4 separate regions of the Mus musculus genome follow, and regions 1, 3 and 4 are each linked to region 2. Evidence: chromatin loops called from intact Hi-C (ENCODE). Cell type or tissue: left cerebral cortex. All regions are shown on one strand. Region 1 has its middle 17 kb from the start of Gm26291. Region 2 has its middle 160 kb from the start of St6gal2. Region 3 has its middle 38 kb from the start of St6gal2. Region 4 has its middle 230 kb from the start of Gm32055.

Region 1 (8,000 bases), 610 kb after region 2:
GACCATGTGGCTGGGAAATAAATAGCTTGTAGGTTTAAAATATATGAATATCTGCACAGTCATAGTACTGAAAGTGTGCTAATAAACTTAACAGGTTTTTGTGTTGAATATTTGACAGCTACAACAGGAACAAATATGGATAGCATTGTTAAATTATGGCCTACACTTCTACCAACTCAAAAGCTAAAAATGTCATCTGATAGCATCTTAGGTCTATAGCAAAGCTTCCCTTATCTTGCTGTCTGATATTCTACAAAGTATTTAAAATCTGCCTTTATTTATGACTTCCTTTGATCTATAAAATTATGAAATGTCATAAAACTGTTTTCACATTGGAAGCTGGAATGTTGAGTAACCTAAACATGTGGTCCTAGACTATGTTCATTCAATGTGACTCTAGAATGAACTATCTTCTACTCTTCTGAAGATGAAAACTATAGTTTTTTTGCATTGATAATATATTGAAAATAATTAAAGAAAAATTAAAAGTAAATAAATATGCAAAATAGCCATGTTTTATTGGGAAATTGCCTATCAAAATCCCTGCCACTTCCACTGTTTTCTTTCTTATGCTATTTCAAATAATGAAAAACAATTGTGATATTTTCCCTTTCTTAAAATTAGTGTGTTATTTTAGTTTTTTTCAAAACCTATTTTTATTGATGGTTCTTAAACACTTTAACCTCCTTTTTAGCCTACCACCCACAACAGGTAGTAGGAAAAAAAAAAAGATATGGGGAGATGGACCTGTTTAGAAATGGGTCTTTAGAGCAACTCCCATCTGTGTTGTCTAGAAATGGTAGTTCATTTCACAAGTCAGCAGCAGCTGCTAGATCCACTTGCAAACATTGCACAGATATAACAACTGTCCAGTTTGATAGAGTCAGGATAGCTGACACAAATCAACAATAGTGGCCCTACCTAGCAGAGCCAGGCCTCAATCTCAGCACAAGTCAGCAGGAGGGACCAGCAGAAATGCCAGAAGAAATTCTTGGCTGTGTCTCTCTCAGTTAAGCAAAGATGAGTAAAGACATCAGACCAACACAATGTACAGCTCACTCTATAAGCGAACCTAGCCCACCTACATTACAGTCCATTGGGCCTATTTGTACTCCCTCCAAATATCATGTGTCCTCCCTGAGTCTTGCCTCATCTCCTGTCTTGACTTGTCAGTGATTCTGTCTCAGCTAACATCACTCTGCCAATCAGCACAAATCTGCAGAAGTGGCAAGAAACTACAGCACCCCACCAGAAGTTTTTTGTTGTGTTTCTCTCAATGGAGTATGGAACTCAACTACCCAGTGCGAAGCGGACCAATACACAGGCGTCATTTTCAAAGAATTCTTCATCATGTGTCCTTTCATGTGCTTGCTTTAGCAGAACATCCTCTCACCTGAGTCTGATACAGCAAAATGTTCCTTCACAAGTTTGCCGCAGCAAAACACCATCCAACACAACCGACTATCCAAATAACCCTTAAGTTTCCACTTCATGAGTGACTCTGAAGGGAAATGAAGATGGCGCCTCAAAAGCTGATCCTGAGGAAAGGCTGAATCTTCAACTATCTCCGAGCCTGCTTTTATCCAGCTAGATCTCTAATAAAGTAAGCATGTTGTATAATACCACATGTCATTGTCATTAGATTATCCAGTTTCCAGTTCACTCTTAGTGATATTATGATACTAGGTTTTCATTAGCATATGTTGATTATAATTAATAATGGGAATATTTCCACCAATACATACAGCACACATTGGTTATAACCAAACCAACTTTCATGCCACCCTGTTCCTCACATCCTTCCTATAAACCACTAATCATGAATATATTCTAGCTTCAACATATGGAAAAATAGATTTAAGAGAATTATCAAATGCAAAGCAGTATTATGCATTCTTAATTTAAGAACGCATTGCCATGTTAATTGAGAGGCAAATACTCTCATAGTAATGTACTAGTCAGTGTATCATCATCCTCAGTATAAACACTCAGAACAAAAACCCTCAGTAGTTTTCAAACTTGCATTTTTTTCCCAGCATAGAGAGGGAGGGACAAAAAGGCAGGTATTTTAGAAAGAGTAAATGTATTCTCTGATGTTTAGGTTCCATTGAAAGCTCGTGAAAGCTTTTCTCTGCATCCCTACTTTGTGTGTCTTCTAGCATAATTTTCTTGTCTGGTCTTTCTACATAAGTATGTAAAAAATGAGGGGGTCTCTCTTACTCTAAGCTAAATTTTAGCGCTCATGACTATGTATGAGATCTGATTTCACTACAGTTTGTGAATATTGGCCTAATTTTTAGTCTCTTTAACTGAGCAACAACAATTTATATAACCATTCTATTTGTTCTGGTTCAGCCTTTCCTTTCCCATGTAGCTGCCAACATCAGTTACCAGATGTTAAAGAATTACAGACATTTTATACTTGCATTATGAAAGATGTCTGTAATAGCCCATCTCTGCTGGAGCCACACCACAGCAATGCACCCATAGAAATCGGCTCAAAAGGATGCTTTTGCTGTCTTCTGAGCCCATCCTTCCCAAACTAGGGAGTAGTTGCACCTGACCTTGAAAATGACTAGATATAATGAGAGTGTGCTCAAATTTTCTTTTACTTTCAAAAAAAACAGTGTTACTACCTGTTGGGAAAACAGAGGCTGAGCTTTCTAAAAAGCCTATCAATGACAGTGTGGATTTTCCTTTCTTGGAATGTATTTTTAGACCCAGCCAGGGAGTTGGGGAGAGGCCAGGCAGGGAGGATTTCATGTAGGGAGGTTATCAACATCACTCTATCTTTTGTGCTTCAGCAGGAGAGATGCTGCTAGTTTCTGAGTTTGCCTTTGGTCATCCTGTCTTTCCTTTTAATGAATTTTCTCACAGGAGGAAACACAAAAGACAGCATTTTACAACCAAAACTCAAGAGCTAAAACAACCAAATGCTATTACACACAAAATGGTTTCACAAAACACCTTGCAAGATTGAGTGTGATTGCTCTCTGGCTGAAAAATGAGATAGCGCAACATAAGCTTCTTCCCACAACACTGAATTAAGCATCTTTGAAAGACTCAATGTCAAGAAGACAAAAATACCAGCAAATGCAAAATTAAACAGAAGTGTCTTATAACTTCCCAGCAACAAATTCTAGTTCCGAGAGTGTTCAAGCAGCTGCCTAGTGCTACCCCCTTTGTTTCCTTTTCTCACATTCTTTCCTTCCATGAAAAGAGAAAGATAGAAATAAGAAAGCTATATAAAGAACTCCCAGAATCCTACAGAACAGGCTAAATGTATTTCAATCTACTTTGTCAAATTTTCAATTACCACATCTTAGTCCTGCAAGTCAGCAGAGTGATTCATCTATTCTTTTGCATGACATAAAATGGGGGCTTTATTTGTATACCCCTTTGCCATTGAAACAAAGAATTTTAATGCCTACTCAGAGCTATAGTACATCTGTTTGCTGAGTTGTCAAAGATAAAAAGGATGGCTTCTCCCTTTAGTTTTTTAAATGTTAAAATACAGAAGTTCAAAGAAAAGAGGCAGAGATACAGATTTGGGAGAGGAGTATCAGTTCATTTACACTGCAGCTGTTGTTAGCTGATTGCATGTCTTCTGGTAGAAGCTGGTCCTAGATTTGGGGTCTGGTATTCAGGAATTCTTTGCATGGCATGGGAACAAAGAGAATAAACAACAGAGTTTCTCTCTAGCATTTGTAAGAATATGAGTTGTTACCATCAAGGGTAGAATAAGAGGCTACTGCATGGAGTCTCCCAGCTTTCTGAGAACAGTTAATCTTCCTAATCTAACTGTGTATCCTTTACTGGAAGGAGATTTTGGCATCTAGGTACAATCTCTCAGAACATCTTAAATATCTAGTACATGGCTCAACCCATTAAGGAATGCATTTGGAAAAGAGGAAAATTCAAAACAACAAACCAGTACATCTATGGGCTGCCTTGTGTTGCTTAAGCTCCATCACTCCACACTCATGTTCTTCTAATCTTGAGGCAGGATACAAGATGGGGAAAACTGTAGGGATCTGGAAAAGAAAATGAGGCACTTACTCAATATTGCCTGAAGCTTCTTGTCAGTTGAAAATCCAGAATCCAGCCCAGTAACATATATTTAAGGGCTTTCTTTCTTACTAGATGAAAACCTGTGCTTTTCTAAGCATCTCACCAGAAATCCCATTTACAGAAAGCAGCATGAACTAAACCCCTTGAGTGTCTATAGCAGCTCCTGGTTTTAACTTATGAGACTGGAATAATGTTGAAAGTCATTTTGAAATCTCAGTTACTAAAAAGCAAAAGGAAGAAAAATAACAGGTTCTCAGAAAATTTTTGCGATGTAACTTGAGAAGCACCAATATGGTGTGCATGACTAATAAGACAACTGATTGAGACTTTATCCAGAGCCCATACATTCCTATATTACTTTCTTTCTCTTAAGCTTTATGTTTATAAGACAACTGATTGAGACTTTATCCAGAGCCCATACATTCCTATATTACTTTCTTTCTCTTAAGCTTTATGTTTATAACCGAGGTCCATATATATCTTAATAATGTGACTCTTCTTAAGGAAGTTTCCTCTATGCTTTATGTATGCTTTTATCATTTTTCTGAATGTCTTCCCTTCTATATTCAATAGAATTCCAATTCTGTTTCTCCCTGAGTAACCCTGAGATTCCTGTCTATACTGAAGTTACAAGTCCTGAGTTTGCCTAGTCAAAGTCCCTAAAAATAAATGCTTCTGGCTGCAGAGGCTATCGTGTGGAACAATAACTCATTCACCACTGGGACACCCTGAGCATAAAACCACAAAGCAAGGATTGTCTCAGTAGGCCTTACTGAAAGTTCCTGGAATCATTTCTTTCCTTTGAATTGGCTGTTTTCAAAAGATAAATTTAATCAGACATCTCTGTTTTTCCCTCCCATTTTTCATATTTAGTTAAGCTCTTCCAGGAAACATCCTTCCACATCTTGAGACTGACAGTAATTCCAGATGCAGTTACGCTGACGCAAAGGCTTTTAGGAATTTTCAGTCATTGTTAAGACAAAGAGGCTTCTTAATAAACTACTGTACTTCACACTCTTGTCCTTACATCCCATACATGTATGTCAAAATCTCATCTTGGTTCAGTGACAGTGTTTTTGGTGTGTGTGTGCAGAAAAATAAAAAGGGAAGAACCTCTTTAAAGAGTCTATCATTTTGCTTGGGAAGGTATTCCTTCATAGTCAGAATGAAAGCTGTCTTACTTATTGGTTTCAGTGATATTTTCTGAAAACAAAACAGGCAATGACAAAATTTCCACTGCAGTGTAACAGCCTCATCCAGCCAGCATCTTCATTGCTCTCACAGCCTTGCCAGCAGAACCACATCAGAAACCTGCCAAAATAAATTTCTGTTAGCCAAAGTGTCAGTGTTTCCAAGTTAAAGTGACATTAGGAAGTTTTAATCAGAAATGAGTTGGAGAAGGCAAGATTCATACACAAGAGGTTTGTTCTTTGCCCTTCTCCTTCCCTTTTAAAATTGGCAGGTAGTGACCTAGTTAAAAAAAAATGGAGAGTTTCTATGGGATTTCCACCTGTACTTCCCTTATTGCCAACAACTTTCATTAGCATGATGTATTGTTAGAGCTGATGAAGTGGTCATTATTTGTGTATCATTATTTGTTGGTGATAATTCACAATATGTCCCATGCAATATATTCTATAAGTATTCACAGATTCTCAATGTTATGTATCCACCATGGCAATATCATGCAGAATATTTACCTCTGCTATTCATTGATCTTTTGTGTACCTAGTTTGCTTCTTCCAGAATATGATATAGTGGGCATAAAAAAATATATTACCTTTCACTTAGCAGGCATTTAGGATTCCCATTTTATTCTGTATTCCACACTAAAGGTGCAACTTAGTTTATATACTCACTCACTGAGGGTGTCCTTGTTTCTGAGTTTGGACAATTACAAATAAAGACACTATAAACAACCGTGCATAGGAAGTGAGAAGCACATGATTTCAACTCATTGGGAAACCTAAGGTTATGATAGTATGATCATATGGTATGAGTGTGTTAAGGTTTTATAACTTTTTTAAATTTGCAATTTAGTAATGGCTACCAATATCTTTTATATAATTTTTTTCTCCATACTTTCTTTAGTATTTTTAAATATACCAATCTTAAATCATATTTATTACATTTTTCTTTCTTTCTTTTTTATGCACATTTGTGCTCCATGGTGGATTTATGAAATTGTGAGAATGTGGAGGTCAAAAGAGAACTGGCCCCTACAAAGTTCTCTTCTTCTACCACATGAGTCTCAAGGATCGACCTAAGCCATCAGGCTTAGCCACGGGTCCTTTTTCTGATACAACACCATGCTAAGTCAATACCTATTTTTAATAGAGTTGTTTCCTTTTCATTCTGTCAAGATTTGAAAGCTCTTTGCATGTGTTAGCATATGTGCTTTGGTAATAAGTACTGTTGTGGATTTTCTTTGTCTGTGGACTGTCTTTTTATTGTTTTCTCTTTTACAGAGGTCTTTAATTTTGATAAAGTACAAAGTAAAATTTCTTCTGTCATGGCTCCTGCTTTTTGTAGATATAAAGAAGTCATTACCTGTCATGTTTTTGTACCAGAAATGTCATTGGCTTGTGCTTTGCATTAGTGTTTATAATCTACTTTGTGTTAGTTCTTGTGAAAATTTTAATGTCTGTGCTGTGTTTTGTTTTTACACATGTGAGCATCAATTGGATATAGCACCTTTAGCTGCTGTGACTACTTCCGAAAGACACTGATCACAAGGAAGACATAGGGATTTGGCTCTTTTCATGGTCTCTCATAATCAATGACATAGGGAACATAAATTGTACGTGTGTTCAAAGTAGCACTTCAAGCAAGTGTATTTTGTTTACACTTTGCAAAAACAAGTCATTTGAGACCTTGCATTCTGTAGGGTCCCCCCAACCTCCGACCTCCTGAGGTTGCCTGTTTCCATCCTTTCTGCTGGCCCTCAGGGCTTTAGTCCTTTTCCCTCACCCAATACTAGAGCAGGTTCCCCTCTCCTCACCCCCCACCCTGGCTACGTTCCCTCCTAGCTCCCTTCCTCCATCCCCATTTGTGATTGCTTTCTTCTCCCTCCCAAACTGTGACTAGTTTTCTAAGAAATAATAAACTTTCTCTCAAATCCCAAAGAAACCTGGAATAAGGCTCACTCAGTATCTTTGGCTCATAAGCACTTCTCTCCCTTACCTTAACACTTGCCAACCCAGAGGCGGGGCATCTCTACCCTTCCCCTGGCTTCTCTTGCCTATATAAATCTGTCATTTAGACCATGTGCTCTGCTCTTTTCTTCTCGTGGTCCTTGAATTCTCTCTTGATCCACTCAGTCACTGTCTGCTTCTTTCTCACTTTTCTTCTGCTCTCTCTGCTCATGTCCTGGTTCAGTCTGGACCTTTTAGATGCCTCTGGCTGAACTCTTCCTCATATCTACAGAAAAAAATAGTCTTCTCTACCATATCTAGAAGTGGTCATATCCTCATTTCATTCACTTTGAAAGCAGATTTTTAAGTGAATATCATTAACAGTTTGTGAATAAAAATATAATCTATCATTTATTAATTTGAAAGTAGTCTCTGTGCCTTTGATAAATACTACTTTATTGGCTTACTAGCCCTCTTGACTCTATGAAGTGAGTTCATATCATTGTCCTCTTTGTTCTGCTGAAGGATTTTTTTGTTTGCTCATTATCTTCAAAAGATTTTTGCATATTTATTTACATATCCCTCTGCATGGATCTATTTTGCAGCATGCTTGAGGATACTATTTTTGCCGTGCTTTTAGTTTTCTTTCCAACTTTACCGCCACCTGTGCTTCTTAAAATAAAATGGAATTCTAGCTTCAAATGATAATTATTTTTACATTAGGCCCCCAATTACTTAGAAACACTTTCTCACACTGTTGCTTTTGTAATTCTAATTTCCACTACACAGATGCTG
Region 2 (8,000 bases):
TTAATAAACCAATTCAGTGTTTTTAATATGAAATTTGTTAGATATTCTACAATGATAACATAAAACATTAGCCCACTGCTAATTGACGGCTCTAATCCTTAGTGCATATTTATTTTCCTTAGACAGCATTACTTTTTTTCCCTCCCAAAAGCAAGTCATAAATTTCTCATTCTTCAAAGTTACTCAAATTGGATTACATGGCTCCTACCGTACTATTATTCAGTCTCCTTTTCACCTGCCAGAGCTCCCAGAAACTATGAAAGGAATTGTTATTTGCCTTAGTTGGTGATGCAGGTAGATTGACACAAAACTTACCCCAGACAGGACCAAGAGAAATTTTAATATTCTGAATTGAATGAAACAACACTGTGTCAATTCAAGACAACAAACCCCATTTTTGTATCTCAGTAGAGCATGATCACAAAAGAATCAAACATAAAATAGTATCAGACTAGCAAGAATGGTGTCACTTATAATTCTGATTTCACCAGATGAATATGAGGTGGGCATGAAGCAGAGGCCATCATGGCTCACATACAGAATTTTTGGCGTGGGAAAATGGCCCCATCTGCGAAGCTTGGGGCTGGTGAACTTTCTCCTTTGGAATATTGTGCTCTTCCTCCTCATACCACACGGTCAGAGCATAGTTCCAAGGTCATGTCGTCAGCATGCCTGGGTTCTAATGAAGACCCATTTCTGAGTTGTACTCAATCATTTCCTGGTCTTCTTCCATGGAGCAAAGATAGCTAAGGAGTTCTCTGTTGTCTATTTCACATGATACCAATTTGGAGTTTGGGGTTTTTGTGTGTTTGTTTTGTTTTGTCAGTTCTCTGGCTGCAATCCAGGACATCAGACATTCTAGGTAAGTGTCCTTCTACAGAACAATATCACTAATCTTTTTAAAATTTCACTTTGAGACCAGCTCTCATTCCTATGCTGGCTTCTATCATGCAATCTTTATGTCTCATACTTCAGAGTAGATGGAATTACAGGAATATGCCATTCTCAAGGTTCAAATACTTTGGTCTTGCATCCTTTACATCCTACAATAAGCCATGCTGTTGTTTCACACAGGAGATGATGACTTTACTATTAAGTTTCAGGGATCACCAATCTTTAGTACACAGTATGCATCACAGAAAGAACTTAAACTGGGACTCCTGGGTTTGGATCCATTTTTCCCACTTACAAACGACTGAGGGATTCTTTGGAGAGATTTTATAGCTTATGTCTGTTTATCTGTTCTCTGGAATGGTGCCCTCTACCCTCTTTGCCTCAGTGCACTTTAAATGCTACTTTAGAAATGCATCCCACTGCAGAGGCAGCATAATAAAAAGACAATGGGGCTTAGGAGCCCCCTGGGTGACCTCTGAAGGAACTTGGACTCTCCACTGCTTTTATGAAATGTAATATGATGACTATATGGAGGAAACGTCAGTTATTAGTGGCTCAAATTACATAGTAGATAATGAAAGGGGCTTGAATATCCTCCTATGATATTTCCATGTATTTATTATACTTGATTATAAACATGAACTTTGTTGTTAATGAATAATTTACTTATCTAAGTTATTTGTGGGCATACTGTATATTGAACATATTTTCTTTTACACTCAGTTCTTCTCTTTCTCAGGAACTCCAGTATGTGTGCTTTGTCCTGCTAGACAATTTTATGTCTACTTTCATCTCTCTCTCTCTCTCTCTCTCTCTCTCTCTCTCTCTCTCTCTCTCTCTCTCACACACACACACACACACACACACACACACACACACACATACACACACACAATTTTATGAAACTATATAATTAACATACTTTCAGTTTTGTACTTTTATAGATGATAGTTAATATTCAAATATTTGCTTAGTTTTAAAAATATTTTTGATCAAATAGAATTGCATTACATCTTCTTTTTCCCTCCATTCTTTCCTAGTTAACTTATCTCTGCTATACTCTCTCACTCTCAAGTTAGTAGTTGCCACATTTCTTTGATTATATTTGTTACACACACACACATTCACAGATCCTGGTGAATTAATTTTTGTTACGTAATTTCAAAGATTACTGATGCACATTGAATAAGCAATAGAGAGCCCTGGAAGAGGCTAATTCTTTGAGCAGTTAATAGTTATTTGTAGTTCTTTGTCTTGGGATGGAAGTCTGTGAAACATTTCCCCTTCAATGTTAAAGTTTCCATTGATTGTTTCAATCTTGTTAATACCAGTCTTATTTATAGTAAAAGATGTCTCTTCTAAAATTCTGGTTCTTACAATCATTCTACCCCGTCTTTCCTGATGTTCTCTGATCCATAGATATATGCATCTTAAGGATACATTGATAATCTATATTATTTTAGGTGTCATTTGAACTACCCTGGCCAACTCTTTGAAGAGCTTTCTTGCATCTGGTTCTAGGGTTTGTTATTGTATGGTTCTTGGTGGAAGCACTGTTAGCTCTGGTGATTTAACTTCCTTTAAGATATCCTACTTTTTTTTTTTTTTGACTCTCTGACACCCACCAACCCCTTGCCTCCTTACATATTCTCTCTCTCCATTCAAATCTTTTTGCTTTGTTTTGTGACTCACTGAGTTTTTCCAGAGGCATATGTATGATCAGGTTTTGAAACTATCTATTGGAGTCTAGTAGATGCACCACTGCACAATCACCAGAAAGAAATGATTTCCTTGTGCCCAGAATCCTTCATTACTTAATACGTCAGCTGTGTGGACTAAGACCTGGAGAAACTCTCCCTGGTACTTGATTGACTGTTTTTGGGTCTAGTCTTGTGTAGACCCAGAACAGGCAAGTACATTTGCAGTGAGAAAAGTATGTATTATTTTTTTTTACATGTCCAGAAGAAATAATGAAGGGCTGTTCTAAGCTTTATCAAGGTCCTACTGTAGACTTTTACTTAAACTGTGAGTCAGGGGCTTTGGTTATGGACGAGAGTCCATCAAATGGAAGAAACTGGTCTTTGAATGATGAAAAGGAGACCAACAAGGCCAAGTAATTAAAGATCCAGCTGTTTATTTATCCAAAGTCTATTTGTAGGAAAGCTGGCATTAGGCAGTGTACATTAGCATCATGCACTTATAAAATAGATATTTCCACATCCAGTGAAGTGTTTATAAAAGAGGCACTTTTATTTTCCAAATTAGAGTGCTGGTTTGAGAAATTGCCACACTACTTGCTTTTTAAGTTTGAAATATATAAACTCAAAATCTTGGTGAAATGAACTGATCTGGAATGGCTGAGATATACACACCCACATTCATTTCAATATACTGATCCCCTGAAGTACTTTTGGGTTTGATTATCTTTCAGTTTTCATAAGCTTTACTGCTTGTCTATGAGCTTATTTCTTACACTTTTCTTTCCACTCTTCAATTACATAGATATTTTTATCTCCTGGAAGGCATCTGGAGTGAGCTGTTGAAGGCCTAGTTCTGGATTTATTGATAATTGAGGTCTGCCTAGTGATTAATCAGAGCACTATGATCTGTTTATAGCTCATGACAGTTAATCAGGTGTGTTACAGCACTGGGAAGAGGAGACAATCCAATTCTCTCCCTGTATCTCTGAATTTCCCCTTCTGCTCTTAAATACAGCTTAATACGCAGCTTCTCAGCATCCCAGTGAATCTGAACTGACATCCGCAGTTTGTTGCAGTTAATGCCTATCATGGAAATAATGTTTTGAGCAGAACAACATTAGCCCTCACTGACTGTGGAGATACAGTACCAGGACATTAGGTTAAGATAGGTTTTGGCATCAGACAGAAGTAATCAGTTGCATGACTGAAGCAAGTAGTTCACTCTGCCCTGGTAGAAATATCAATGACTCTCATAGGTTTTAACAGCCTTGTAAACAGAGTTTTATAATCCTGTCTCAGGCCCAGATCAGAAATGAGAATAGAAAACCAGATGCTACATACATTTTATGGAACCACAAAAGAGAATTTATTTCATATTCTTAAAAAAATATACTTAATGATTTAGACTCTGATCCACATAATCATCCTGGGATTCCAGGGCCAGTGTCAACAGGAAGACAAAGATAGACAATGAAAGAGACAAAGAGAGGGAAAGAGAGAAAAGAAAGAGAATGCGAATATTATCACTAAGGTAAACCTGAACGTGAACTTGATTTTATCTTTTTTTTTCTTGCTCATTGTCTGATAAGCAACTAAGCATACTACAATGTCAACTGAAAAGTGGCGTTTGGATTTATAGCCAAGGACAATGGGAAAGAGCTTTGGCACACAAACTAATTCTCTTGTCACCTTGTGTAATATGAGAAAATGACTGACAGCACTTGCCCAGGTATGACCTAGCTGGAGAAGCAAGAAAAAACAGGAAGACATCCAAAAATAATTATGTTCTAAAATTTACAGTACTGACACTAGATGAGAGGGGAGATGAGAGCAGAGAGATCTGTGTGCTAAATTAAGTAGGAGAAAGTTTTCTGGCAGTGAGACTGGCCATCTGTTCTTTTAAAGAATAACAAGCAGAGAGGAGGGGACAGGACATTTTTTATTTCTATGTTCCAAACTCTTTAATTGTTTTGAAAATGTTCAGTGTTGAGCCTTAGGTTCACACCCACAAAGAAGAGACAGACACTTGCTTGATCATTTGGTCATTGAACTTTGGTGTCTATGATTCTTTCTAAAATGGAGTCACATCTCCTCTGAAGTGGACAGGTTATGTTGTGGCCCGGAATGAAGGAATCTCCTGAAATGAGTCTTCCTGGACCACCTGTTCAGAAGGTCCTACATAGGATACTATCTAATTCAATGATTCTCTGTGAAGATGGCCTCCATATGAAATATGTGCTTTTCTTCTCTATTTTATCTTTCACAAGAGTCCATGAAGGCTGAGACCTCATTCACTGTTTCAGTTCTTGGGAAAATATCTATAATGAGAAAAATACTCAATGGGAATTTCTTTGGTGAAAAAAAATGAATAATGTATTTTTTGAGAGACAGTTGAGAAATGTTTAGCCAGAATTTTGAATGTATGCAACATACTAACAGACTAATATCCTCCAGATCTGGGAACTTTTGGAGTCTCAGAAATTCTTTGATGCACTCAAACCACGACAATTTTAAATAATGGTCCCATATGTCCTGTTGAAATAGATTTTTCTCGCTTTTGGGTAGAGACTTGGAATTGTGAAATCTGTGTTCTTTCCCCTGAAATGACCAAATTTTGTCTCCACTACAACTCTGGGTTCTACACAAATTATGAAAGACTCTGACTGAATGAGGTCTTTTTACTATTCTAATGGAAACAACTCTGAGGCAAAGCCACTGAGGCAAAGACTCTCCAAAATGGAGTCTGGAATTTCGAAGAGGTTTGTATTCACCACTGCTAAATGTCAAAGTACAGAAATCCCACAGAGAGGCAGCTGAAGTCACAATTAATTTCTTGTTTCGCATCATCTTTTGGGTAAGAATATCTTAGGCAACTGACCAGTCATAATATGTTTGCCACCAATGAATTGTTTTCATAACTATTTTACAGAACTCCCAAGTGAAGACTTTCTCTTGTGCATTTGTTAGGGATTTAGAGTTGCCCCAATTAGAGACAATCAAATTGTAAATTTTTTAACATCATGCCACTCATGTTATTCTTTTGTTAAAACTAATTTGCAAGATTGTTTGGAAATTGATAATACATACCTTTAATTAGGACATTGTACAATATATACATGTATCAGTACATAATAGTGTATCCTATAAGTACATCAATTTAAACACCAATTGTAAATGAAAGTTAAAAAGTGAATTGAGAAAGACCAGTTATGATAAAGTTCTATTTTAACTTATTGATTATTTGTTATTCAAAATATATTTTTATAAGTGAAACTACTAGTAGGCAAATAAGCTTCTATGTAGGATTGCTCCTAAAGGCTGTTGGGACATGATCAAGTGGCCATTGTAAGTCATTATCTTTGAAATGGTACCATATTTTAAATGACACAAAGCAGGTAGAAGGAATTAGGGACATAGAGCAGAAGAGAGTAAACACAAGTTGGAACTAGGATAATTGGAAAAGATTGCATCTCTCACCTCATCTTTGCTGGTTTGTGCTATGAAGAGGTCACACTTTCTGTTTAAGACCTAAACACAAACTGTTCAATATGTCAAAGCAAAGGAAGTGGAAGGGGGGCAGCTCCAATTTCACTTTCTACCCAATGATAGTGTTGTGAGCCCACCGATGATTGGCCAGGTATGTGAGCCACTAGCATGACTGAGGCTTGAATTCTTCTGCCTTGTTCTACACTAGAGGGACTCCTGTGATCCTATTGAACATGAAATATCTTCAGTTTGGCAGAAATGAACTGAAGAGATTTCATGTTCCAAAGTCTTGCAGGTAATATTTCACTTTAAGAAGTAGGTATGTGACTTTGTGACAAGATATTTTTCCAATGGTCATTACTTCTATTTTGAGGCCCCAGGGAGTCTGTAGGGGTGACTAGGTGAGGCTCCTAGCAGTGAGGGATATAGAACTTGAAGTAGCCACCTTTGGGAGCCATGAAGGACTCCCAGTGGAGGAATAAAGACAGTAACCTATCCACAAAATCCTCAATTCCAAGTATGTCCTGCCTACAAGATGTGCAGGGACAAAAATATAGCAGAGACTAAGGGAATGGCCAACCAATGATGGACCCAAATTGATACCCATCCCATGGACAAGAACCAAACCCTGACACTACTAATGATACTCTGTATGCTTACAGATATTATACTAGCATAACTGCTCTCTGAGAGGCTCCACAGAGTAGTCAATGAAAAAAGATGCAGACACACAGTGGAACATTAGATGAAGCTTGGGAAGAGTTGGGGGAAGGGATTGAAAAACCCAAAGAGGATAAAGACTCCAAAGAGAGACCAACAAAGTTGATGATTCTGTACTCTTGGGGCCTTCCAAAGACTGAACCACCAACCAAAGAATGAGCATGGACTGAATCTGTTCCCCAACCTCCTACCCTGACTTCATTCACCCCAACCCACACACATATGTAGCAGATGTATAGCTTAGTTTTCCTGTGAGTTCCCCAATAACTTGGGTCTGTGCATGTCTCTGAATCTGTTTCCTGCCTCTAGATCCATTTCCTCAAAATGGGCTGCCTTGCCTAACTTCAGTGGAAAGGATGTGCCTAGTCTTGCAGTGACTTGATGTGCCAGAGTAGGGTGATACTCAGGGAGTCCTCCTGCTTTTCAGAAAAGGAGAGGGAAGAATGGGAGGAGGAGATGTGTGTATGTGTGTGTGTCAGGGTGCTGGAAGGAGGTGGGGCCTGATATGTCGGTGTAAAGAAAATAAATACATTAATGAAAAAAAATTTACTTGGTGGAGGACACCAAGGAAATAAAGCTTTCTAAACACAGCATGACCAACACACATGAGAACTTACAAAGACAGGGAGGATGCATAAGGCTTGAGTGGATCTGCATTAGATTGGGTCCTAGAGCTGAAAGGAGAAGTGGTACATGCCTACATCTCTAACCCAGAAGCTGTCCACAAGTGATAACCACTTGAAAATGAAAACCTAGTTTTCTTCAATGGAGTCTCATTATTAAGTGTAAACTGCATGCTAAGCAACTAACCAACAGAAAATGAATTTAATGGCATCTTTGGAGGTTCCTTGTCTCATAATGTTGTGTCAGGCTTTTTTTCCATGTCTTTTCCCCCTATTGATTCTTTGTTTATACAGTCTGACTTCTGGTTTTGTTTTCCTTATACGATTCATTGGTGTGCAAACAAGTGTTTCTCTACATCTATATCTATTTTTTGGGTGTGCCTTTTCTTGGGCTATTTTCATTCTGTTTGTTGTTTTTTCCTATTCTAATTTGTGTTTAATCTTATTATATCTCATTTTATTGTGATCTCTTAGATGCCTGATGTTTTCTAGTAAGAGCCAGAAATGTGGTAGATGCAGATGGGAGGGAAGGTAGGAAGGAAATGGAAAGAATATAGGGAAGAAATATAATCATCAG
Region 3 (8,000 bases), 120 kb before region 2:
AATTCAGGAGCAGCAGAATCTGAAGGTTTCAATAGCAGCAGGTGAGAGCATCATGAATTAATTAATGCTTAGAACTTGGACTCATAATGCACTTGTCCATGAGGCAGAATTCTCCCTACCAGATGTTTTGGGTGGTTTGGAGGGAAACCATTTGACACCACATCTCCAGCTACCAAGAGTTCACAAATAATGCTGAACTGTACTAGAGCATTGTATCAATAAATTGAAAGTAGAATTGTTTAATTTTACCTGCAGCCACAAAGGACATTTTTCTTGCATGGAACTTTACAATGAATATAACAGTGGGTGTCATTTCTATTCCTTAATACAGCCCTTAGAAATGTGTAAAAATATTTAAGAAGCCAATTTAAATGCATGGAAAAGACTGCATCTCCTATTTCATGAAGGATAATAGAAATTCCACCCTTCTTGTATGTTTTGTCTTGTCTTAAAATGTAAGAATATAGAATCATACAATGAAAATTCCTTTAAATGTCCCAGGTGTCAAATGTCAAACTCTTCTCATGGTTAGAAACATTCAACCTACAAAAAAGTCTCAAACTCATTTGAAGAGAAAGCCTCCCTTTTATTCATCCTCAGTAACCCCCAGTCTCAGTCAAAAATGGCGTTGCTTTCAACCTAAGACTGAAACAAGGCCGAGACGCCTCCAAAATCTGGATTAGTTTTAAAGAAAATTAATTTTGGATAAACATCAGGAATTTTGTTGAATGTTCTTTTAGTGTTAGATGAAAATATAATACATTCAAGAAACTTGTCACGAGTACCTACCTTCTCTAACCAATGTTTTTAATTCATGAGAAGTAATAATGTTTAACATAGTATTTGTGTTGCTTTTTTATAGCTCTTATTTCAGATTTGATGGTTTTAACCACTAGAAGTTTATTTTCTCCAAGTTTTAAAGAAGATGAACCCAAGTCATTTTGGTAAGACTGTCATCCTTAAATATCTAAGGGAGTATATTTGCTTGCCTATTAGAAGCTGGTGGCTGCGGGTGTCCCTTAGATTATATTTGGTCTCTCCATGTTTGGCTTTCATATTTTCACACTGCTCCCCTGTGCCGGTGTTTTACATCCATGTGCATCCAAGCTCCTTCTTATATGTTTACCTTGTGAGGATGGTTTTATGCTAACGTTCCTACTTATATCTGCACAGGTTCTTTTTCCAAAATCTGTCAATTTCTTATGTTTTAAAGATAAGGATATAGACATATCTCTTAGGGACCATCACTAAATCTGTCTCAACATAATTTATTCTTAAAGATATAATTCCAAGTATTCAAACTACAGTATAACTAAGACTCTATCAAAAGAGGAAATGACTTGTCATGATTTAATTCTATTTCTTCTTTCCAGCACTTTTATTTTTAGAGAAAGTAAGTTTCCCAGTTCATCTAAATGTTACAATATTTATTTCTCAGCTCTGACCCTAGACATTAGAGGACTTGGAAACATCCAACCTCTGACCAGTTCCAGGAAGACCTATCAAAGAGATTTTGTTACTAAGGAGCCCTGTAAAAGCATCCCTCTCATCTGAATACACCCATTTTCAGGGAATCTTGACACAGAGCAAGAACACTTGCACTTGCACTATGCAATTTCTAAAGTACCTCTTTGTCAGGGTTCTGGATGCAGGGTCTGGGTCCATAGCAACAGCAAGAGTGTAGGATAGAATTTCTTTAGTTTATCTCACATACACACTCCTGAAATCAATGTAACCTGCTGGTAGAGGCTGTGTTTCATGTCTTGTCTGTACAGATAGAGAAGGAAATTTTGTATTCATACTTCCCCAGCTTCCCTAGGCTATTCTCTTCCAAGAAAGTGACTGTCTATTATAATCAGGCTTCCAGGAAGTTAACTCCCTGCACAGGTAGCTAGACTATACCATTAGAGTTGATGCAATGTTCTCATCTTCTTGGAAGACTAGGAACTGGAATTTTTGTTGTAAATGTCTGTGTTTTGTGAGCTTGCCAAGCAAAGACCAAACCTGCTAGGTCTTCTGATTCAGGACCAGTCAGGAGGGAGGCTGCAATCAAGATTCGTACTTCTCATTTGTGTTTCACTTCTTGAAGATTAATTTGATATCTTTATGAACTTACAGTATTCAGCATAGGTTCACAATAAACAGGCAGCATCCATGGGCTTCATGTCTAACTTTCAAGAGTGCCTCACTCATCCCGGTGTCCTGTGTTTTTTATACTTTTAAACTTTATCTTTGAAAGAATATGAAAGTATTGTTTGAATATCTCAGGAGTAAATGGACCTCAAATGCTTTAAGGAGCAAGGAAGTAAAATAAAAAAAATAAGAAACAGGGAAGGTAGCTCAGTGGCAACTAGCTGTGCTCTGACCACCACCTGATTATCATGGAATATACATTCCTGCATATATTAAGAATAAAAGAAAAGAAATCAAAGTATAGCAAGCACAGCTTAAGAAGAGAGTGTGACTTAAATCAGCAGTGACTAGAGAATGATCAGTAGAAAATGAAAGCTGTTTAGCTGGAAAGACAAAGAGGGAAGAAACACCCACCAGAGCATGAAATGATGTTTGTGTGAATTTATTTGGTTTTATGATGAGATTTTGTTTTCCTATGAAAGATGTCACTTACAAAGTCACTGTGACATCCTTAGACAGATGGTTCTCCAAACAAAACATTATCGTCTGATTCTCAGAAAGGTTGCCTAATCTCTGAAATTTGAAACATGACCTACCTGCTTGCCATTAAAGTAGCAGGTGATGTCCTATCTGAGGTACTTTCCTAATAGTCTATCATATTTAATAAAAATGACTACTTTAGGCATTCTTGAGTATTTATATGTGTCTTTTCCATGGAACTTTCGAAGACTCTATGGTCCAGAGCCTGTTGTTTCATCTGGGCACTCTTGGCACCTCCCCTAGATGATGTCTGTTGTAGTACTTAACATAGACCTACAGTCTTATAGCATTGAGTCAGTGTTCTTCACTGAGCAGTGTTAGACTACATAAAAATTAACAAGCTCCTTGGATTTCATTAGAAAAATACATAGAAAAATAATACAGTGCAGAACTGTGGTGAAGGAAAAAAACCACTTGATAGTATGTCTTTACACAGAAAGCATTCCATGAAGACTTGTGCTGGGAATACTTGTGAGAAGGCGCCTCAGGAACACTTTCTACCCAAAGTCTGTCTTCCTCAGGTTCACTGGCTAATCCCCTTCTGCTAAATGGAACTGTGCTAGTTATCTTGTGTCTTTATGACAAAAGAGCTGACAGAATTGATGTATGAGGCATTGTCCTGGCTCTATCCATGCTTGGGAAGCTCCAATCACTAGGGTAGGATTTATGATATCAGAAGTCTGAGGGAAAGGAGCTTTCTCTTTAGCACAGACAGGAAGCAGAGAGAAAGAGAAGAGGTGTAAACTTCAAAAAGACACAAACTGACCTACTTCCTGTACCTAGACTCTTAGAGTTTCCAGAACTTCTCAAACTGGCACCAACATGTAGATATCTATGAAGGGCATTTCATATTCAAATTGTAACAAGGATTAATAAACAGGTAGTTATCAAGCCTAAGTGATTAAATGAATAGTGGTTGTATTGATATATAGGCATTGTTCTAAATGTCATAGCTACTATATTAGTGATAGTATTAGTACAGTGTATTACTGTAGTGTAACATAAGCCAACATAAGCCACATCCTAATACTGATCTGAGTATTCAAGAAAGCCATGCATGTGAAGTGACTGGTCACATGCCGGTGTTACGTGACCCTTTACAGAATGTTACTCTCTTGTTGGCAGTATACCACACTCCACTCTTAGAAATGGTACTTTACAGAACTCTTCACTTGCCATATTCATTGCTCAATGGCATATCAACTCAAGAGCACCTATCCTTTGCAGCTTTTCTCTCTTTATCTTTGTGTCATTGTGAACATAAGAGGCTGTGATTTTTCTGTGCACATGATAGTTTTCCCAGAATTGAAGCTTCTAAGAACATCATAGAGTTGTGTCTGATGCTTGCAAAGATCTCGGCCTTTTGTTTCATGAATATTCAATGGTAGATGAGCTGACAGGCTGTTTTTCTGGGTTTTACCAGGTGTTTGACACTATTTGACAGGATGAGTACCTGGTGCTACTCTTGTACACACTAAGAGTGCTCAGGGAATATGCTGAGAGTTTAAAAACTAAGATATATTTTCTATCTTTTCATTATACAATCAAATCCTATTTTTGATCTGTGAAACAAACCACAGCATTCATCCCGGTGGTAACATACCTCCTGCAACTTTCAAGTCCAGGGCGTCTCCTCTACTCTGCAGAATTTCATACACAATGTGCCTTAGTATTACTACAGACTTACTTGTTTTTTTATTGGGGTATAACATGTAGTTATAAAAGAAGACCAAAACAAAAAGACAAGTGAAAGGCTAAACAAAATAATTTAAAATGGTGTAATATAATTAAGATTTTGAACATGTATTCACAAACGATTAAAGGAGAAATTGTAAAAGATCCAAGAAAACATAAATGGACAATTCTTTTTCCCTCTTATGACAGAGTGAGTCAAAGTTACAGTGAAACATCATGATCTCTGATAGCATGCAGCCTTTCTGCATCTATTAAAGCTTTATTTAACATCTTGCCTACCCACAATACGACATATGGACCATGTGGGTAAGTGTTACATGAATGCCACTTATGTAGTCTGTCTGTGGAGGCTTCAGAATAATCCAAATGTTAAATTGCCATTAAAAAAGGGAGATGAGACATAAAAAAAAAAAAACAACAACAACAGAAAGAGAAGGAATACCACCATGCAGAGTAGATGTTGCCTGAGGTTTCTAGGGAAGGTTTCAGAGCCAGTTGACCTCTGAGGCAGCAGGAAGATAATAAGATGTCCCCAGTACAGGATGTGCTCTAGAGGTAGAAGGCAGAGAAGAATCTTCATGTAGGCGATGGCTGTGTGTGTATGTGTGTGTGTGTGTGTGTGTGTGTGTGTGTGTGACTTAAAAAAGATGCTTATGTTTTATTTTAATAGATTTTTTTGTATTAGGATAAAACTTGACAATAAGTGGCCATCTCAACGGAGAATTTCAAAAGTCGGATGAATGTTATAGACCAATGTCACATTTTAAAATACAATCTGTTGTTAGTGAGAACTTGAAAAAAAACAGAGCTTTAAACACCTTTCAAATGTGTTTAAATAAAAATAACTGATTATTTGTGGAAAGCTGTATTTTTCTATTTTTGATGTAGAGCAGTTTTAATCTAATCTTCTTAAGAAATGCAAAACCTATTACATTTTGCTTAGGCAATGAATAAAATTTCAAAGCAGCTGTTCAAGTCTAACCTATCAGTTTAATTATAACATACAACCTTCCAGTGCCAAATTTCAAGGCCTAAAAGAAATACACCACTCTATTTTGACTAATACTTAGTTGATTTGATTGACATGGGTCATTGTTGTGAAATATATGAACATCCTGTGACACTGGGTCCAGCCAAGGGCACAAAGCCTACCAAATAGGTAACTTCATGGGTTCTCACACACACAAATATCCTCAACCAACACAGTTTACTCACTTACCTTTTGCATCAGGAAACCTACTTTTCAATATTCCCTCAGTTCTGCATTGTCTTCATTTGTCACTCTTGGCAAGCAGTGTCCCTTGTTGTCATGAGACTGGAAAAAGCTTTTGTTTGTTTGTTTGTTTGTTTGTTTGTCTATACCTGGGTACTCTCACCCAGATTTACCTGTGCATTTATTAGTTTTTGGCTCACATCTGCAATTTCTTTCCATTATGAAGCGAGGAATCATATCCGGTATGAGAATGGTTCAGAGGCCAGACCTTAACTATCATGATTCCTTATATTTGGAGCCTTTAAATATTTCTAATTTCTCTGTCTCAGAATGCTGATATATAGGTATATGTATCATGAGATTACAACATAGTGCAACCACAATTGAACATTTACTATTTTTCTGGAGCGGTTTTATCTGAAAAGGGTAGAAGGAATAACAGTTAGCCAGATATTGTGGTTGCAGCCTAACATTGTTCCTCATGCCCTATAGGAAACTGTTCCTGTTGTAACTGAGACCAGACCACTGTACTCTCACCTACAGTTCTTTATTAGGTAGATTGATAACAAGACTAAACAAACTAAACACCAGTCAAGTAAAAAAAACAAAGCAAAACAAAAACAAACAAACAGACAAACAAGCCAACCTCTCTACTATGAGCCAGCAACTTTACCTAAGTATGGTGGAAACAAAACTAAAAAGATAGTTCCTTTCCCACCTGAAAACCCATCATTATTCCATGGTTTCCCCATTGATGGTGGACATAGATAAGAAAGTGAGCAAATGAAACTTTATATGCCCCAGTACAGGGGAACACCAGGGCCAAAAAGGGGGAGTGGGTGGGCAGGGGAGTGGGGGTGGGTGGATATGGGGGACTTTTGGTATAGCATTGGAAATGTAAATGAGTTAAATACCTAATAAAAAATGGAAAAAAAAAAAGAAAGTGAGCAAATGTAATCTATTATGTGGGGAGAGATTTGATGTAAAATAGCATGGGCATAACTAGGACATGTGACCATGGTTCTCTCTGAAGTCAGTGTTAATGGTTTTGAAATTGTATTGTTGCCACCACAGCAAGTAAGAAAAGCACCGAGAAGAGGCACATTGTTCCCAGAAAGTTAGTATATTCTGTTAACTTTGGGAGTGGACATTAATGTCCATGGACACAAGCCATGGGGCAAGTTTTACCAATTACCCCCTTGTAAGCATGGAGTTCAAGGTCATGGAGATCTTAACTGAGGGTCAGTTTGAAGGAAAAAGAAATGTGCTTCCAGGGTCAACAATAAGTCCATGGCAGAGGCAGAGTGTAGAATAGAATTGACTCTCACTTACTCTGGTTTCTGCATTTTCCTGAGGATTTACAACTTAATGTTATCTTGATCAAATGTTTTGAAAGCTAGACAGTGAAGACAGTAGTTGCTATAGTAATATGAACATTCTGAATATGTTAAGAATTGATCCCTTTGTGGCTTTTTAATATGTTTGTTTTCATAAAGGATATATGTTTTAACCTTGTGTTTCATGTTTAAAAAGACACTGAGTAAACTGAGTGTTAGTCTTTAAATTTATTTTCTAATCTAATTTTGTCTGCCTTAATACATTTTTATTTTGAATTCCATATGTACATATTCCATTCCTTACAGTTCTAAGTAGCTCTGAGTACTTTTCTTCATTGTATAATTCTGAATGGCCAGAACCCCAGAAAATATGTCTACCAAGACATATCCTTAGCCCTGTAACTAATTGGAGGAAGTAGCCTAACTTCTGACTCAACTAAATTGGGTTGCATATATACTTTTATCAGGTTTTGCTGGAAAGAATCAAGGTTAATTTCAGACCAGAAACAGGTAATGATATAAGGAGGTAAAACTGAGTTCTGAAGTTGGGTACTTTCAGGAAGTAGAATAGAAGTATAGAAGAAGGAGTCATCTTATGAAAAGAAAAAATTATGACTATAGAACCCATGATCTTGAGTAGATACTTAGGCAGAAGAGAAAGAAACTTACCTGTTAGATGGAAAGATATATATGGTCCGAAAAGAAGCAAGAGCAACTGAACACTGAAGCACAGAAGGTAAGGAATAAAAATTCAGACTTGTGAGTACTGTGTGTCCTAGAGTGTTTAACCTTCCACATCCCATGGTTTCTACTGTACAATCTTACTATCTAACTCCTGTCTAAGAAGGCACATTGATGAAATCAAGAATTTAGGTTTGCCATAGCATCTTTTGTGCATGGCAGAGAACAAATGTCAAGTAAACTAATTTTACAAATATAAATGTTGAATTGATGAAGAATGTTACAAGATTGTCCCTGTCCAATAACAATAGGGCAGTGGGAGGCTTGTGATTGGGCAGAAGAAGAAGGGAGGCAGAGAGAGGAATTGAGAAGATAGAGAGAGAGAGGTCTGAGGAGGAGAG
Region 4 (8,000 bases), 200 kb after region 2:
ACGTAAGTGAGACCCCATTGTGTGTCAGCATTAGTTGAGTGAATGTAAAATGAGGTAACTCCTTTCTTCTCTGTAATTAAAAAAATGAACTCTAGAGGTAGACAAATGCATTCTGTATTTTTTTTAAAATGAAGCACCAAAAAGAACTCAGTGAGTAACCAAACATTGCAGATAATGACAGTGAAAAATTCTTTCTTCTCTTCACATAGGTTTCATTTATTTTATTTGCACAGAACAATATCTCTCTGGAAAGTTGTAGGACTAAGAACCTTTCATGACTTTTTTTTTTCAGAATATAATTCATTTCATTACTTACTACTTTAGTAAACAGATTCACTTTTATTTCTTTAACAGGTTATATCTTTTCACAGTGTGATCCTTATAGAGAGAATTCTCATTATCGTTAGTGTGATGGGGACCTGAGTTCATGCTGTGATTAGTCAGGATGTTGTGATGGTTTCCCACTGCTACTATGGCTATTCTCTGGGCAATGATAATATGGTTGTGGGGGTATTGTGCAAGGCAAAGGGCATAGTGCCCAACAGTTGTTAAACTGCGTTTATCTTGCCAACAACTTATCTTCTCATTTCTCTGCCTCTTCATTTTCATCAAATAAACACTTTGCTGACACATTACTTTCTGCTGTGTGTTCATTTTGTGCTGTCAATTCTAACCTTCAACACAGTGGTCCTGCCCATCACAGAGACAACTGCACTACTGTTTTAGGACTCTCTGATTGTGTACAAGTTCCAACATCCATCAATTGCTACTAGCTCCTCATCTAAGGGAGGGGCTTCATGAACCTTTCTCCTTTGCATGCTGAGATTTTAACTAGTTTGATCCTATAGAGCTCTTGTGCATATACTCATAGCTGCTGTAAATTCTGTGCAATGGTCCTATTGTGTCCTACAAATCCTGATACGCAGTTATTATCTACTAACTTTGACTCTTATATTTTATCTTTTTTTCTGCAATACACTCTAAGACTTGGGGAGAAGGGGTGTGATGTAGATGCCACAGTTAGAGCTGAGCATACCACAGTTACTTACTCTCTTTATGTTGATCAGTCCTGGTTCTCATTCAATGGTTCAATCATTGTAGAAGGAAACTTTTCTGTTGAGGGTTGAGAGATGCACTAATCTATGGGCATAAAAGGAATACTTAAAAGACAACTTAATACAATAAACATTTAGTAGGAAAAGAATGATGTTTTCCTTTAAGACTCAGATTCACCTTAGGGAAAGGGGGTAGAAACAGATACTGTAAGAAAATGGTACTAAGGAAAAAAAACAGGTATGTTTATTCCAATATCTGACAAAATAGAATTTAGAAAAAATCTAACCAGAAGAGATAAGGTTGAATACTTTGTACTCATTAAAGTAATAATCCATAAAGAAGATAGTATGCTTCTAAACATATATGCATGAAACATGGGTGCATCCAAATACCACATGGGATGCTGATGACCTGAGCATAATTTTATCCAAAAGACTCCTCTCCGAGGTCTGATTTTCATCATACTAGAAGTCCCCGTGCAAACTTACAAAGAAGCAAAACAACTATCCAGCAGTAATGCCATGAACCACCACTATTAGCATGGTATGATAAACCCAAAAGTTAAATATATATAAACATATATGATGTGGTGATAACCAACAGCTCTCTAATTGTGCTGAAATTGTACTTAAAATCCACTCAACATGAGGAAAACATCTGGTAGACCCAGACAGCTATCCAAGGTTAGTGAAATCATCGATCTTAGAAATTTATAGCTAACACTCCTCAAACTCAAAGATGTAATTGTCACAACTCATCAAGTAAACCTCCCTTTGTGACAGATGAAGACCATTACAGAAAACTACAACAAATCAAAATACAAAATTGTAGAACCCAGTCCTAATGGATACATCTACAAAACACTCCTAAAACTGCTGGTTATCTAATACCATGTGGTCAGTCTTTAAATAGTATATCTAAGAGTAACATTGTACAGACCGAGGAACTCATATGTATATATTTAGTTATGAATGTGTGTGTGTGTGTGTGTGTGTGTGTGTGTGTGTGTGTGTGTATGTGTGTGTGTGTGAATAATTAAAGGGTAAGAAATCATGATTTGATAGAGAACATGGAGGGTACATAGGCAGGGTTGGATGAAGGAAAAAAGAGGGGGGAAATTATATAATTTCATTTTTAAAAATTATTAAAAAGTTATAATTTTCGCACAAAGAACCTCTAAGGATTCCATTAAGTTCATGTTGTGTTGGACAGAGGCTGCTGGGAATGGGATTTAAAATTCATAAAACTCAAGAAGGTTAACAAGCTGAAGGGCCCAAGTGAGGATGCCTCAATCCCACTTGGGGGAGAAGAAAGCAATCACTGGGGTGGGGAGGCAGAGGGAGAGAGGGACCTGAGTAAGAAAGGGGGCAGGAAGGGAGAAAGAGGAACATGATCAGATATTGAGGGGGAACAGGACTTAAGCCCCAAGGGCAAGCAGAAAGAATGGAAACAGGTAACTTCAGGGATAGGAGGTAAGGCATCAGGGGGCGTGGGGGTGGGCTCTAGAACATACCAGAGACCTGGGAGGTTAGAGACTATGACAGGGAAGGACCTTAGATTAAATACTCTACAGTGGGGATAGGGAACTTTTAGGATCGACCTCTAGTAGAAAGACAGGACATCAACTGGAAGGATGGGGTTGCTATCCCACAGTCAAAACTTTGACACAGGATTGTTCCTGTCTGAAGGAAGTGCAGGGACAAAAATGGAGAAGAGCCTGAGGGAATGGAAGTCCAGTGACAGGCCCAAATTGGGATCCAGCTCAAGGGGAGTCCCCAAGGCCTGATACTATTACTGATGCTATAGTGTGTTTATAAACAGTAGCCTAGCATGACTGCTCTCTTAGAGGTCCAACAAGCTGCTGAAAAAGTCAGATTGCAGATACTTACACCCAGCCAATGGACAAAAACCTGGGGACCACTGTTATTGAATTAGGGAAAAGCTGAAAGAAGCTGAGAGTGCTTTTTGAAAGAGTTAATAGAACAGGATCCATCTTAATGTGGATGCTGTTGTCTATCAATGGGAAGTCTAAGTTTAGAAATGAATGAAAAAGAGAAAGCAGTGGGAGCCCCTGGCTGAGGATGCAATCTGACCAGCTGCTCCACATTTCTGCCACAGTGCCATCTGTGCCATGCTGGGCTGCAACTTCTTCAACCCGAGTGAAAGATACCTTTCTCTTCTGGCTTTTGTCAGATATTTGGACTGAGCAAAAAACAAACAAACAAACAAACAAACAAACAATACATCTGTATTCTCTCTCAGAGAAGAAAAGCAAAACATTCACGTTACTGTGTGTCTTACTAATAGGAACCTTGATCCCTTGTGTTGTTTCACTTGTGCCTTAAAAGAGAAGCTCAGAAATGTTCAGAGCAGCTTTTGTTGGTGTCTTGTGTTCTTGTGAAGGAAAAGAAAGTACTTTTCAAAAGAAATGAGCAACGCCTCCAATATGTCTAAGCAGCTGTGGTTTCTATTCATAGCAAACAAGTAGATAATTCGCTAAACTAAAACCCATCCCAGCATCCGGGCATCTATTGTTCACACAGCCCAGCATCAGCTCAATGAGCATTTATGGGGATTTTTGCACTTGCTCTAAAGTCAGTTTCATAAAGTGGGGGCCGGTAGCTTCAGCTTCCCCTCTGTCCTGTATTCTGAACTTGTAATGACTCAGATCTCCTAAGAGATCTGGGGAGATCAGTAGATATAACTACCCAGTGGCTTTTACCCACTTTGCAGGTTGAGAAAAATATTCAAATTCCCAGTGACTTGGGATACAGCTGGCACCCTGATATGGTAGAGGTACTCTGAGTTCTAGTGGATCAAGGTCATAGTTGCTGAATAAATGATTTCAGAGACCATGTCTATAACCATATCTATTTTTTGATTGCAGAGATTTACAATTATCATGCTGAAATTCAAACTTTCCTAGGCCGGTTTATATTGAAAGGGATTCAGTCTGGCTTAGAACTGACAGCTGGCTTTACTATTATTTTCAGTGAGTTAAAATACCATAGATGTACAAAAGTAGAAGATAGTTTGAGCAGCCACTAACACCCATCACCAGATTGAACAATTCATATCCCTAGTCTTGTTAACTCTTTAACTTCTCCTTAATCTTCCATGCCTAAAAGCATGCCCCAGACATGTATCATTTTCTTTCTGAATAGTTAAATGTATTTTTAAAAGATAAAATCATAAAATGTAGCAATATTTCCATATCCAACAAAAATGAAATCTTCAGTACCATTCTTCATCCAGTTTGTGTGTCAATTTCTGTTTATAGAAAATGTCCTTTAGAATTGGTTTGCTTGAATTAGGGCTCCAAAGTGTTATATGTAGCACTGACATAACTCTGACAGCATGTCCACTTCTATTCCTTTTCCATATCCTGCTCTTCCTATTATACAGTATAGTTGATGGTAATTAGGGGAACTGAATAAAAAGGGACCGAGTAGATTCTACATTTGTGACAGACAAGCTATTCAAGATATGGCTTAAGCTTTTGATTTGATTTGGAGTCCATGTCTTAGTTAGGGTTTTATTGCTGTGAATAGACACCAAGAAAGAACACGGTAACTCTTATAAAGAAAAACATTTAATTGGCGCTCACTTACAGTTTCAGAGATGAGTGCATTATCACCATAGCAGGAAACATGGTAGCATGCAGGCAGGCACAGTGCCTGACACAGAGACAGAGCTGAGAGTTCTACATCTGAACTGACAGCAGGAAGAAAGACTAAACCACTAGGTTTAGATTGAACTTCTCAGTCCTCAAAGCCCACTCCCAGTGACATATCTCCTCCATTCAGTCACTCCTACTCCACCAAGGCAATATCTCCTAATAGTGCCATTCCCTATGGGACTATGGAGCCACTTTTATTCGAACTACCACAGGCCAAGCTAGAAAGATGCTGTACCTATTTTTTTTAAAAGCAGGAATTCACATTAGAGTACTAGATTTTACATTGCATTACAGTGCATTACATTTTCACATTAGAGTATTAGATTTTGCATTGCATTACATCAAGAGGCTCATGGCTTCCAGTGTTGCCCATTTAATCCACTAGTTTGAAGTTTTATTTTCTAGAGAATAACACTCACCTAGGTATTATCATGGGGCATGCAGGAAAAAAATTTAAGCTAGTAACTTCATGATTGTCTAATCAAGAACTTTCCACAATCATTGCATGGCTATTGGAGATCTATTTAAATAGTTTCTTTCTTTTACCAGTTTTTAAATACTAAATTGATGCTTGTGTAGCTTCCAAAAACAACTGATAGTTGCCTTTCAAGGTCTTCACTAAATGTTTTAGAACATTTAGCTTGCTTGCTTGCTGCTTCCCTTCCCTTCCCTTCCCTTCCCTTCCCTTTCCTCCCCTCCCCTCCCCTTCCCTTCCCTTCCCTTCCCTCTTCCCTCCCCTCCCCTTCCCTCTTCCCTCTTCTTCCCTCTTTCCTCTTCCCTCTTCTTCCCTCTTCTTCCCTCTTCCCTCTTCCTCTTCCCTCTTCCCTCTTCCCTCTTCCCTCTTTCCTTCCCTTCCCTTCCCTTCCTCCGCTCTTTCTTTCCTTCTTTCTTCCTCCCTCCCTCCCTCCCTCCCTCCCTCCCTCCCTCCCTCCCTTCCTTCCTTCCTTCCTTCCTTCCTTCCTTCCTTCCTTCCTTCCTTCCTTCCTTCCTTCCTTCTTTCCTTCCCCCCTCAAACAAAACAAAACAAAAACCTGGTCTTCTCTTAATGTTTTAGTCATTTAGATATTTCATTCATTTACTTATTTTATTCCCAGAAATGCTCATCATAATTATTGAAACCTTTCTTGGCAGTTGATTCAGCCTTGATGGATGCTTTGTTGCTTTCTAGTTATGAGCTACTAAGAATCAATCTTAGACACTCCTCCCATTACAGTCAGGAATTGCTTTAGTGGGATCACACTTATGCCTCTGATGATGTCACTATATTATCAGTAATGTAACCAGGCTGTTCAAGTGGACAAAACTAGGAAATATGTTTCAGAAGAGTAATGCAACAGACAGATCATAAACCCGTAGTGGTATCTCTAGATCAAGTTAGAGTGATCTTCAATCTATGATTGATTTTTCTACTTAGCTACCTATTTGTTCAATAATGTAATAGTAATTTTCAAAACCATATATTTTCTCATTTGTTAATATTAACTTAAAAATACCAACATCACTAAGAATAATAACTGATAAATGCTGGTTAAAATTCCTTTTTGTATATATCATTATGGCATTGTGCATGTGTGTGTGAAAGAAAGAGTAAGACCACAAGAAAGAAAAAGAAAGAGAGGAGGTGGGGCAAGAAAGTTAAGATTTTTTTTTTCATTTAGTTTATAAGTTGCAATTTCATTTCTATCACAGGTTTTGGTGATAGGAAAGGGCACTGATTTCCCAGGCAAATCCTCAGACACTAGACATGTGTCCAGCAAGGTTCCCAGGTCTGCTTGAGAACAGAACTGTGTCTTACCTTTTCTGTGGGAAAGGATGGATACCCAGAAAAGCATTTCTTCAGTCAGTGTTTTAGCCAGTTAGCTATTTCTTTTATTTGTTTATTTATTTATGTATTTATTTATTTATTATCCAGAAAAGCTCATCTGAATTGTTGAGACCTTCCTTGGCAGTTGTTGACACAGTCTTGATGTCAGCCCTATTTGCTTTCTAGCCATCTGAACTACTAAGAATACCTCTGGTGGGATACATGAGGTAAGGCTTGTCCAAGCTCAGTACAGATTTAAACCTTTCTGATGCTGTGTGTATCTACTATAAATTATATTTTCAATTTTACACCAGAGCTCTTCATGTACTTATTAAATGCCAATCAGACAGAAAAAAAAATGTAAGTTTTCAGAACACATTGTAAACTAACTTTCCACCTGGCTAACTGGGAGTTGGAATACACTGAACAATCCTTCAAAATGTCCTGTTTACTCAGTTCATGAGAATAAGAAATGAGAAATGAAATTTCGAATTTCTCCTCAGGTTAGATATACCTCCCTGGACCCGTGCCCCAGTCAGTAACTCAGAAGTCCCTCCCCTTCCCCCTGCCCCCTGGTTGCTCTTTCACTAATGCTGGGCTTACAAAATGAATGATGCTATTCTTTGGAGTTCTTATTCTGAATCGGGAAGCATATGGCACTAGATCTGGGAAAGGTTTATAAGACATGTGTTCACTCCCATCCTGGCCTGTTGATCCCTCAACTATCTGTCAAAGGACAGAGGTTGATCTCTTTTGTTTCCTGCACAGAAATCTAATAAATTTCAAACAAAGTTCATCTCACAGTCTCAGTGTTCTAGTACCATCCTTGGCACTAGGATGTAGACCCAACTCAGGTCCCAGGACAACTCTTTGTTAGCATCCACATAAGCCCTATCAGGACTGTGCAACACTGGAGAAAGGCAGAGCTCAATTGTCTGTCTGAATACTCAGCAGACTGCTACAAAACACCCACATACTTTCACAAATTCCAATTCCCTTAAGATTTCTTTTTTTCTTTCTACCGGACATTGAAATCCAGTGTGATAAACAGTCCTTTAAAAGTTTTAGCTTCCCATGATTCATATCACAGCAGAGTAAGGAGCCCCTGAGGCAATGCCAACTTCTGTAATGGTTACTTCACTTAGCCACAGGTAGGAGACATAAATATCAGTTGTGATCATTGGACCCTCTCTTTCCTGCTCTGCTCTGGAAATATATTTCAGCAAAGAGTTGTCCAGGTAAATGGATGGTACTTCTATGTATTAAACTTATGGCTCAATTCCAGTCAGTATTACACTATCAGCTTCCAGTGTCTGGATATAATTAATATAAACAAAGTAGTAAGCTGTCATTTCCAATGCCACCTTGCTTTATACGTAGGGAAAAATGAAATTGATGCTAGGTTTATGAGTAATTAGTTGGATCATATTATCTTAGATGGTAAGCACGATGGTAATGGAA

What was found. Hi-C counts contacts between places; a loop is a spot of excess contacts. Peaks named below come from ENCODE experiments on the same cell type or tissue, not always from the same donor. Only the 100,000 strongest peaks of a DNase experiment are listed, where the experiment ranks them.
Region 1: a loop joins it to region 2, with 14 times the contacts of the local background. A loop is called at or near these places in 2 of 42 quality-filtered maps.
Region 3: it touches region 2 in a loop (4-fold over the local background); 2 of 42 quality-filtered maps call a loop at or near these places.
Region 4: a loop joins it to region 2, with 2.8 times the contacts of the local background. A loop is called at or near these places in 2 of 42 quality-filtered maps.

Annotation. Positions count from the first base shown.
Region 1 is chr17:54,664,765-54,672,764 of GRCm38, reverse strand. No RefSeq gene overlaps it. Among named protein-coding and RNA genes, the nearest start is that of Gm26291, 17 kb to the right of the region's middle. In left cerebral cortex, no CTCF peak of the experiment used is centred here; a DNase peak (open chromatin) is centred at 3,067; H3K27ac peaks cover 1,765 bases.
Region 2 is chr17:55,277,939-55,285,938 of GRCm38, reverse strand. No RefSeq gene overlaps it. Among named protein-coding and RNA genes, the nearest start is that of St6gal2, 160 kb to the left of the region's middle. In left cerebral cortex, no CTCF peak of the experiment used is centred here; DNase peaks (open chromatin) are centred at 3,596 and 4,464; H3K27ac peaks cover 1,895 bases.
Region 3 is chr17:55,402,910-55,410,909 of GRCm38, reverse strand. No RefSeq gene overlaps it. Among named protein-coding and RNA genes, the nearest start is that of St6gal2, 38 kb to the left of the region's middle. In left cerebral cortex, no CTCF peak of the experiment used is centred here; DNase peaks (open chromatin) are centred at 3,301, 4,147 and 4,678; H3K27ac peaks cover 1,411 bases.
Region 4 is chr17:55,079,065-55,087,064 of GRCm38, reverse strand. No RefSeq gene overlaps it. Among named protein-coding and RNA genes, the nearest start is that of Gm32055, 230 kb to the right of the region's middle. In left cerebral cortex, a CTCF peak has its summit at 113; DNase peaks (open chromatin) are centred at 3,163 and 3,506; H3K27ac peaks cover 1,213 bases.